2 separate regions of the Homo sapiens genome follow, and region 2 is linked to region 1. A link is a loop called in an ENCODE intact Hi-C map of the cell type or tissue named here. Cell type or tissue: IMR-90. All regions are shown on one strand. Each heading gives the region's core, and the rest is flanking DNA. Links, peaks and the distances in the headings are about the cores only. Region 1 has its middle 87 kb from the start of LINC03125. Region 2 has its middle 12 kb from the start of THBD.

What was found. A loop is a pair of places that touch in the nucleus more often than their neighbours do. Peaks named below come from ENCODE experiments on the same cell type or tissue, not always from the same donor. Only the 100,000 strongest peaks of a DNase experiment are listed, where the experiment ranks them.
Region 2: it touches region 1 in a loop (3-fold over the local background); 50 of 110 quality-filtered maps call a loop at or near these places.

The regions. Positions count from the first base shown.
Region 1 is chr20:23,232,711-23,238,088 of GRCh38, reverse strand. No RefSeq gene overlaps it. Among named protein-coding and RNA genes, the nearest start is that of LINC03125, 87 kb to the right of the region's middle. RefSeq lists a silencer at 2,363-2,657. In IMR-90, for the core only: a CTCF peak has its summit at 2,476 (motif pointing right); no DNase peak of the experiment used is centred there; H3K27me3 peaks cover 440 bases.
Region 2 is chr20:23,059,197-23,064,574 of GRCh38, reverse strand. No RefSeq gene overlaps it. Among named protein-coding and RNA genes, the nearest start is that of THBD, 12 kb to the right of the region's middle. RefSeq lists a silencer at 2,049-2,343. In IMR-90, for the core only: a CTCF peak has its summit at 2,263; no DNase peak of the experiment used is centred there; H3K27me3 peaks cover 546 bases.

The sequences.
Region 1 (5,378 bases), core at 146-5,145:
TCTCAGCCCCAAAACTCCTTAAGCTGATGAGCAACTTCAGCAAAGTCTCAGGATACAAAATCAATGTGCAAAAATCACAAACATTCCGAGCCAAGTCATAAATGAACTCCCATTCACAACTGCTACAAAGGGAATAAAATACCGAGGAATACAGCTAACAAGAAATGTGAAGGACCTCTTCAAGGAGAACTACAAACCACTGCTCAAGGAAATAAGAGAGGACACAAACAAATGGAAAAACATTCCATCCTTTTGGGTAGGAAGAATCAATATTGTGAAAATGGCCACACTGCCCAAAGTAATTTATAGATTCAGTGCTATTCCCCTCAAACTACCATTGACATTCTTCACATAATTAGAAAAAACTACTTTCCATTTCATATGAAATCAAAGAAGACCCTGTATAGCCAAGACAATCCTAAGCAAAAAGAACAAAGCTGGAGGCATCACGCTACCTGACTTCAAACTACACTACAAGGCTACAGTAACCAAAACAGCATGGTACTGGTACCAAAACAGACATATAGACCAATAGAACAGAGACCTCAGAAATAACACCATGCATCTACAACCATCTGGTCTTTGACAAACCAGACAAAATCAAGCAATGGAGAAAGGATCTCCTATTCAACAAATGCTGCTGGGAAAACTTGCTGGCCATATGCAGAAAACTGAAACTGGAGCCCTTCCTTGCAGCTTATGCAGAAATTAACTCAAGATGGATTAAAGACTTAAATGTAAAACCCCAAACCATAAAAACCCTAGAAAGTGATTCAGTGCAGCTCCAAAGCTCCCTGAAGCTTAGGCCCACAGACAATACAATTTTGTCCTAAGTCTATTAAAGTTTGACCACAGGACTCCACACTCAATTCCCTGCTTGTCACAGTCTGTGCTCTGAATTTTACATACGGTTGCTTCTTATGTTGGGATTTTAATTATAATGTCTTTGCTAGAGAACTTGCAAGAAGAAAGATGAAAATAAGATGTTGTCTTGACAACAAGGACACTGGGGCCTGACAGTGTTTTCCATGGAATCTGTAAAATTCATTCTGTGCACTTTCCACACATAACCCTTGGTGGAGATGCTCCATGCATGGAGTGTCATGGGAGAGGTTATATAACCCGGTATTAGCACCATTCCTAGCCAAATATAGCCTTCCCCACTTATTTTATTTTTAACTCTTTGAACAATGACTTCATATTCATAAGGCAAATAATAAGATTTTCTGTAGGTGGCAAATCTGGAGAAAACATGTTTTTTCCTAGACCCGAGAGGGAAACACGCTGTCCCAACCCCAGGCATCCTGGAAATGCAGCCTAGCCACCTCCCTCACTTCTACCTCTGTCAGCTTCCTCCTGACAGTGGCATAAAAGTGCCAGAAACTTATTTTTGCATCAAAACAAAGCTCAGCTATGGCATATAAGGCCGATGTTCTTGGTCTGGCATGTCCTTGTGTCTCTCTGTACTCTGTAGTTGACATGGCCAGATGTGTTTTTCTGAAACAGTGTCTTTTGGAAGTTTACCTGGAATCCTGCTCTTTTGCCTAGGAGACACTCAGGAAGGGACTTCAGGCTTGCAGAAATGTTTGGCCCTAAAAGGACAGTTCCACCTTTCTCTCCTGGACTTATTGCAGGTCAATTAATTGACACTGTCACTGGAAGGCCATACCTCTTTCAATGGACTATGTATTACTCAATCGAGTCTAGGCTTACCTGCACTGCTAGGTAAAAAGTGTAGAAAGATTAAACTTGTTCATCAGTTTCTCACAATATTCTGTCAACTGAATGTATGCATGTAGTCGTTAAGGATTTAAAAAGGTATGCGGACTGAAAAAATATTACTATAAAGTACACTGTAGGGACAACTGATAAAATTTAAATGGATACTGTGGATTAGATAACAGTATTGCATCAATGTAAAATGTTCTGATTTTGGTAATAATACTATAGGTATGTGTATAAGAAATTGTCTGTATTTTTAGAAATCATACTGAAGTAATCATCAGTAAATTAGGGAATATTTCTCCAACTTAACTCTCAAATAGCCAAGGAAAAGTCTGTCTTTTTCTCTCTTGCTTTCATTGCAAATGGAGAAATAGGTAATTAATTGGTGAATCTGGGAAAATGGCAAAACAGAGATCCTTGTACTATTTTTTGCAATTTTTTTAAGCTTAAAATTATATTGAAGTAAAAAGTTAACCAAAACCAGATGTGTTTTGGAGAAAGCAACTATAAGGTGTGTGTATAACCAGGATGGCCTGCTCCAAGTGGAGCGTAAACGCAATCCTGCTGTTTATTTTTCAGCCACTAAAATTTTATTGTCCTTATGCGTCTTAATGCCTTAAAGGCAGGAAGGACAACATCCCTTCCTTGAGCCACCATAGGGCTTATAAACAGAAGAGGGTCAGTCTTCACACCTAAGTGGGGAAAAACCTGCACCTACTCCATTACTACCATTCCTTCTTCCTGCCACACGGTGTCGCTGTTGGAGACGGAGCGCACAGATTCAGCAGTGCTGTGCTGGCCCAGGGCCGGGCAAATGAAGCCTTGGGTTTGCATGGAAGCTAACATGGAAGCTGTGGGCTGTAGAATGGGGAGGGAGACTGACGCCCTTGTGGGAAATAGTGGCAAGGCTTCAAGTTGTTGGAATAGCTTTGACCTTGATGGAGGGGTAGGTTTATTTAGGAAGAGAGGAATAGGGAGCAGCACACAGAGGTCCCTGCTGTGTACAGAGCAGTAGGTTGAAAATGAACCCAGTGTGTGATGGTCAGGAGCAGAGTTCTTACAGACAGGACAAGGGGCTGCTTCTTAGAGTCTTTGGTAGTTTGGGTTCCTGGAGCTGTTTTCTTGTTTGTAAGCTGTGCCCTGGCAGGTACTTGATAATATGCAAGGAATGAAAGATTTTGCAGCAGCTAGGTGTTTACCATAGCATATGGCAGAACTGGCTGCAATCTTTCACCACTCTCTATATCTTGACCTTTGCAATATGACTTGGCAGCTCCACTGACTTACTCCCCACTAGAACCTGAGCTGACCTCATGACTTGTTTCAGCCAGTGGAATGAGGTAGAAGGGGTTCTGGGTCAATTCTGAGACTGCACCTCAATATGCCTTGAGTGCTTTTGCCTCGTTTCTTGGAACCATGTCCAGCTTCCATGTAAACAAGCCCCTCCTAGCCTGCTGGAGGGTGAGAGGCCACAAAAGCAGAGATGAGCTGTCTGAGCTGAGGCCATCCTCAACCAGCCAGCCCTCAGCTGGCCCAACAGCTGCTGCCTATGCATGAGTCAGCCAAGCTCGGATTGAAAAATGCCCAAATTGTGAGAGGGATGCATGGTTTTGGTGCTTAACCTTGAACAAAATGCCAAATAACAGACCTCACCCCCCTCTACAGAGAAAGATGTCCACTTCCTAATCCCCAGAATCTGTGAATATGTCACCTTCCATAGGAAAAGGGCCTTTGTGAATGTGATGAAGTTAAGGGTCTTGAAATGGGGAGAGAGCATCCCAGACTATCCAGGTTGGCCCAATGCAATCACAAAGGCCTTGTTAGAGGGACATGTGGAGGTCAGACAGAAGACAAGTTATGGCAACAGACAGAGACTGGAATGATGCAGCCCACGAATGCCAGAGGCCTCTAGCAGCTGATAAGGCAAAGATCAGATTCTCCCTGCAGCCCCTAGAAGAAGCCAGCCCTGCAGATGCTTCAATTTTAGCCCAGGAAGACTCACTTTGGACTTCTGGCTCACAGAACTGTAAGAGAATAAATGTGTAGCTTTTTTTTTTTTTTTTTTGAGATGGAGTTTCTCTCTTGTCGCCCAGGCTGGAGTGCAATGGTGCAATCTCTGCTCACTGCAACCTCCGCCTCCTGGGTTCAGGTTTGACTGATTCTCCTGCCTCGGCCTCCCAAGTAGCTGGGATTACAGGTGTATGCCACCACGCCCAGATAATTTTTTGTATTTTTAGTAGAGATGGGGTTTTACCATGTTGACCAGGCTGGTCTCGAACTCCTGACTTCAGGTGATCCAACTGCCTCGGCCTCCCAAAGTGCTGGGATTACAGGCATGAGCCACCGCACCTGGCCAAATGTGTGGCATTTTAAGTCATTAAATTTGTGGTAGTTTGTTACAGGGGCAATAGGAAATGTGGTGGCTTGTTAGGCAGTAAAAACTGACTGATAGCCTTGTGGAAGCCTTAAGACAAGAAAGAGAAAAGGGTGGTGCTAACACAGATGAGAAGGGTATGTGCTTAGAGGCACCAATAAGTAATGCTTTAGCAGATATTTTGAGGAAAATGTTTTTCAGGATACCTGCTTTAAAAAAATATATAAGAGACATTCATTTACTGGTGAATCTCTTGGTTAACAAGCATCTATGTATTATGTGCTGGATGGAGGAAGAAGACTCAAAGACAAATGAAACTTTTTCCATGCCCTTATGAAACTCATGATTGCCCCACTCAGAGCTTGTCCTTTATGAAGTTGGGCCGGATGCAGGGGCTTGTCCTTAAAGGAGCCTCACAGCACTTCCTGATGAGCCTGGCCTCCCCTCCTCACCCCTCACCTCTCCTCGCACACTCTGGCTCCCTTTACGCCAGCCTCTCTGTTCCTCGATCCTTGGTGCATTTTTCTCTCCTTTTTTGTCTCTGTCCCTCTATCCTTGGTGCATTTTTCTCTCCTTTTTTATGTGATGAACAGTAGAGGCCCAAGTTTTCCATCCGCACCTTCCCCCAAGCTGAGCCTTAGTCTCTCGCCCTTGGCTTGGCACACGCATGACAACTCCTTGCAAAAGGACTCCTTTATTCGAACGGGTCGCCAGGACCACCCCAGCCTCTTCTGAAGATGTGTCCCCCGCAAAGCCCTGCCCCAGCCTGCCCTCACTTCCTACACAAAGGCCTGGACAGCAGTCACAGCTGGGGTTGGGCCCCAACATGATCCACGTGGTCTGAGACATTCTCTGATAGCCTCATGAGCAAAGTGCCACGGGGACGTGGAGAGGGCGGGGATGTCTTCTTCCCAGGGCCAGGGAAAGCTTCTCCCGAGAGGGCACAGAGAAAGCTTTTTTACAGCAGGTAGCTGGGACAGGGAAGGGCTTCCACCTACAGGTAAAGCAGGGCAGAGGTGCAAAGGCACAGAATGACACAGTATCAAAGGGCAAGCCTCAAAAGCTAACATATGATTCCCCCACAAATATTTTGGTATCAAATATTTACTTAGTTCATTAGTGAGAGAACTAAAATGATAAAGCTGGTTCAAAGGACTGGAAAAACTGACAGTGCATATCAGAATGAGAGAGTCCAATGATAAAGTCAGATACGCGACTGATTAATGTCCTGTAGGACAATGGAACCACTATCTTTCAGGTTATTTACTCTGCCAGCAGA
Region 2 (5,378 bases), core at 93-5,092, 170 kb after region 1:
TTGAAGATGGAGCTAGGAGCCTCAGGTCAAGAAATAAAGGTGATCTCTGGAACAGATAAGGAAAGGATCCTCCCCTATATTCTCCAGAAGGAGAGCAGCCCTGATGGTGCCCCAATTTTGGACTTCTTACCTCCAGAGCTCTAAGATGATACGTTTGTGTTGTTTTTAACCACAGCAGCAATGGAAAACTATTACACTCCATCACGGAAAATACTAAGCTGCTCACTACAAATGACCGATATTTAAAGTTTTTTAAAAGTATAACAATTCTGTAATATAAAAGTAATGAAGTTCTCACTGAAGAGCAGTCAGAACAAATGTATGCAAAATGGTGTGTAAATGAGTGCAGTGTCTGTAAGGTGGTGACTATGGCGCCCATTTGCCCGCTTTATATGAACTACCAATTTTTGAGATGGAAACACCTTCATAGCAGAATGAAATGACCTGGAAGATGAAAGGTGGTGTTCCTTCCTTGGGAGCTGGGGAGTCTAGAGTGTGGAGGAATGTCAAACACATTGACTTACCAGAAGCTGCATGATACCGGAAGCCAAGAATCCAATAGGCCTGGTCTCAGCCAAGCCAACTCTGAGATCTGTGGTTCTATTGGGGAGTAAGGTGGAAGCGTTTTTCTCTTTAACTGAAAGAACAGAACCACATTTTTCTCTCTCCTTGTAATATGAAGCTTGTGGTCATTTCAGTCCTTACTTTGCCTTCTACAACTTCCTAAATACTCACTGTATTTTGCTTTTCCTTTCTCTTCTCTTCCTTCTTAACGCCCTCTCTTTCACTCACCATAATTCCACAACAGTGACAAGAAACATCCACAATGGACAGAAACAAGACAAAGAGGGCTTTTCCCACCATTGTCTCTTGCATTTGAATACAATGCTTCTTAGTGGTTGGGTTTTTTTCTTCTCTATATATATCTTTTTTGAAGTAGAGGAAGTTTTCATAAGCAAGTCCTGCATCTTCTAAGTTTTTTTCTTTATTAATGTTTGTAGGGCAGGGTTTGGAAAACTATGGCCTGCAGGCCCACTCTGGCCCACTGCCTGTTTCTGTATGGTGCGTGAGCTAAAAATGGCTTTTTTGCATTTTTTTAATGGTCAGAAAAAAATCAAAAGAAGAAAAATATTTCATGGCATGTAAAATTATGAAAATTTCAAAGTCTGTAAACAAAGTTTTATTGGACCACAGCCACATCCATTCGTTTATATATGGTCTGCGGCTGGTCTCCTGTTACAGCAGCACAGACCAAGTGGCCTGCAAAACCTAAAGCACTTATTATCTCTGTTTCTTTGCAGAAAACAGTATGAGGTTGACATACTCATAGCCCAACAGTATGAGGTTGGGCTATGAATTCTTAATACTTTTAGCATCTTGGATTCCTTCAGTCTTCCTCCTTTCCATCCTATTGCATGACTTTCAGCTTCATGATAACAATGTCCTCTGCACCTCCTGTCTGTGCAAAAATTTTACAAATTACATTTATCTTGGCTTGAAGGTGGAGTTCCACTATCCCATCAGGATAAGGTTTGTGATACTTGTGCCCATGCAGGTAGAAACTGTAGATTCAGGATCCAAGGAAGAGTTGGTAGAGCCAGGACCCAAGGTGGAAAGCCCAGGAGGAAGAGATGAGGGTAGTGAGGATGTGAGCAGAGCCTGGGAGGCCACTTCATTCATGCCTCACATACAATGAGCCAGTTGTTTCTCAAACCTGTGCATCAGAATGCCCTGGAGAGCTTGCTAAAACCCACAGGGCTGGGCCCAATCCCCAGAGTTTCTGATTCAGGAAGTTTGAATTAGGGCCCAGGAATCTGCCTTTCTGACAAGTTGGTAAGTGATATATGTGTTCACAGAGAGAAGATAAAAGCTGATGCTGACAATCTTGGCCACTCCTTTTTCATACTCCTAAGAGGATCATTGAAACTGTGGTGGAAGGTAGGGGAAGGCAGGTAGAATCCTGTGCAGGCTGGTCTCATTGAGGCCGTTGGGTTGCCCAGCGGAGTGTGTGTGCAGCAAATTCCCCAATACCCTTTTCCCCAAGACCTTGTCAACAGGCAGATTCTGATGCAGGAGGTCGGGGTGGGGTCAGAGGTTGTGCATTTCTAACAAGCTACCAGGTGCAGTGATGCTGCTGGTCTGGGACCACACACTGAGGGGCAAGGCTGCAGGGGACTGCCTTGGTTTGCATACCCTTCTTCTTCCTCTGCCTGTATCACAGCAGGAACATCCTGTTTTTAATGCCAGCTGCCCTTCAGTCCACCAGAGGCAGCAGTGCTCCAACGTTCTGGGGCCATGTCCACATCTTTATCATTGCTTCTGAGCCCCGGGGACTGACTCATTTAAATGACATTTTCAACTCTGGAAAAATGTTGGGCCAGAAATGGAAACAGCAGCAAACACTTTCTGGGAAACAGGAAGCCAAATATTTGGTTCTTGACAACTATTTTCCCCCCAGATTCAGAGCCTACTTATTTCCCAAATAAATAAAACTTTTAGATAGCAAGATAAAATATGAAAATGATGTTCACGCTCAAGACCACAGGATGAGAGCACAAAGAGTGCACACTAGGAGAAAACAGAGGGCTATAAAGTGTCTCTGGCATATTTCAAGTTCTGAATTTACTTATTATCAGCTGTTTGTGTTTATTCTGCTTGCAGTAGAACCAGCTGGAGTTTTAAATTTGCACCGTGGGTGATGCTGCCAAAATTATCCCTTGCAGCTGTTGGCTCCACGCTTCTTCAGTGGCCAGCTGGTTGTCAGAAACATAAACGTAACTACCAGTCCCAAGGAGGAAGCAGTCTGCCCTATTGTCTATGGAGAACAGACAATGCGTCCCACTGCCCTTCTTTCCTGCAGGGCCCTTTAAGGGACCCAGAAAGCTCCCTCTTGCCGTATGTCCCAAAAGTCCTTTCCAAAGGAAAATAAACCCCAGAGAGCCATTTTTTGGCAGTGCCTTGCTGGGATCTGGCTTCGGAATTATTCCCAATCTGAAAAGTCTTCTCGATGATTTGGACGTGGACTGAATGTTTCCCCATCCTTCCTTCTACTTTTGAGCACCCATGGTGGGTGGACCAGCTATGGGTGGAGGTAAGCGAGGTCTGAGGCACCCCCAGTGGGAAGCCACTCCCTTCCTCTTCTCCCAGAGCTAGATGGAGCCTCAGTCACTGCCAGGCCTGTGGGTAGAAGAGGGATTTCTGAATGATGGGATCAAATATTGGCCGCCCCTACTTCAGAGTAAAGCCCTCTCCAGCACCCTGCTCTCTGTGACATCTTCATTCCTGGAAGGCTGTTCTGCCCAAGCTGAAGATGTTCTCAGACAGTTTACCCAGAGCTGTCAAGCCATCCTGCAGGCTTGTTCTCAGCCACCAGAAGTCTAGAGTAGCTAGTCTGCAGTTTTCAGTCCTGATGGAGCTAGATATTGATGAAAATAAGAAGTCTGCCTGCACCAGCTTCTGCAAATCACCAAAAGATCTCTGTGCAAATTTGTCCAATACTGACTTGGTCAGATAACCAGGGTTTCAATATTCATTGCTCTCATCACTAAGTTTTGGGGAGGTTTGCTACTGGCAGTAGATAACCGATTTTGTGGGGCTCCACCAGGCTTGCTGCTTTCACACAACAAAGGCAGAGTTCAGTGGTTATGACAGAGGCTGAAAGGCCTGCAGCTGAAATGTTTACTCTCTTGCCCTTGACAGACACGGCACGTCAACCTTGCTCTAGGGCATCCACAGAATTCCTCCAGATATCTGGGTCTTAGCAGGCACTTTTGTTTATCTGTCCTTCCACAACTCAAACCAAGAAGCCAAAGATTTAGCATCTCAGTAGTTCACTGGTAATAACATGGGGTGAGTTGGGATGGGTCTCTATGACACAGCCCGGCTGAACCCATGTGATAAAGTCTATCCTCTTGTGAAATGTGTTTTTGGGGAAGCAATCACTGAACTCAGGGGGTGCAAAGACCCCAGCCTTCTCAAGATGACAGGAGCGGCTCTTTCAGGCAGCAGATTTTTATTAAATTCTTGAAAATTAGTGAGCTACAAGGGAGTCAGAATAGCTTCTGTTTTGCAAGAGACTGCAAAAATGCGATGTGTATTACCAGCCACATTACTTTGAACTGACTAATTTTCAATTATCAAAAAATAATTTTACCTTTTTTTAATGAAGGAGTGGAGCCTTTAACTTATAAAATAAATGCATGTAGAAAATATAAGAAAGAGAAGAAAGTAAAAATCATGCTGCTTCAACTCAGAGATAATGATGTTACCAGCAGCAAATCCATATGGGTCTGCAGCAACCTCCATTCTTGCCTCCTCAGAAGAAAGAATTCAGCTGAGAGGCAGAAGGAGAGACTAGCAAGCTTTCGAGCGGGATTGAAAGTTTATTACAAAGCTTTAGAGCAGGGAAGAAGGAAGGAAAGTACACTTGGAAGAGGGCCAAGTGGCCAACTTGAAATACAAGTGCGTGGTTTGACTTTTTCACTTGGGGTTTTATGTGTTGGCATACTTCTGGGGTCTTGCATCCTTTCTCCCCTGATTCTTCCCTTGGGATGGGCTGTCCACATGCTCAGTGGCCTACCAGCACAGTTTGTTTACTGGAGTTGTACACATGCTCACTTCAAGCATTCTTCCCTTGCCAGTCAAATGTCCCTAGAAGGTCATATACCAATTAAACTCTGTCATTTTGCATCTTAATGCACAAGCTTGAGCCCACTTACCCAGCTCCTGAGATCTTATCTGGAAGCTGCTGATCCCCAGTTTGAGGTTTCTTCTATTGATAGGGAGACTGCTTTCCCTGGCACTGGCTGCAACAAATTATTTTAGAAAGACAGTTAACAACTGCCTGACCATCATCTGATGGTTGTCTGACATTCCTGGTGGTGGAGGAGCCCTCTCCTGCCATGCTCAGGCCTGACTAGCTACCTACTGTAACAATTATATATATATATCTCCTATACCATAAGTAGTATTTCTTTCTATATTAGGTGTGTTTACTTCCATAGCTTTCCATCCACTGGATCTATCAGTTATAATTTGATAATAGGTATATTAAATATACTTACTGTGCTAACAAAATGTTCAGATCTCTAATTTTCACAAAAAATTAAAGGCAAGCACTAAATATTTGCAGTTATATTAGTGATAGATATTTTCATTGTTCAATTTCTCACATTTCATGCATTTAAAGAATATATTATAATATACTTCTGTAAAATAGCATTAAAATATATAGTTCCAATTATCTTATTTTCCTGCCTAAATAGGTTTTGTTCTCTGCACATGCTCACTTTTAAGCCTCTTGTCCTGCATACATTTAAGGCCTGAACTTATCCCACAGGAGATGTGTGCCAACAGCCGAAGCACAGTTGACGTTTCTC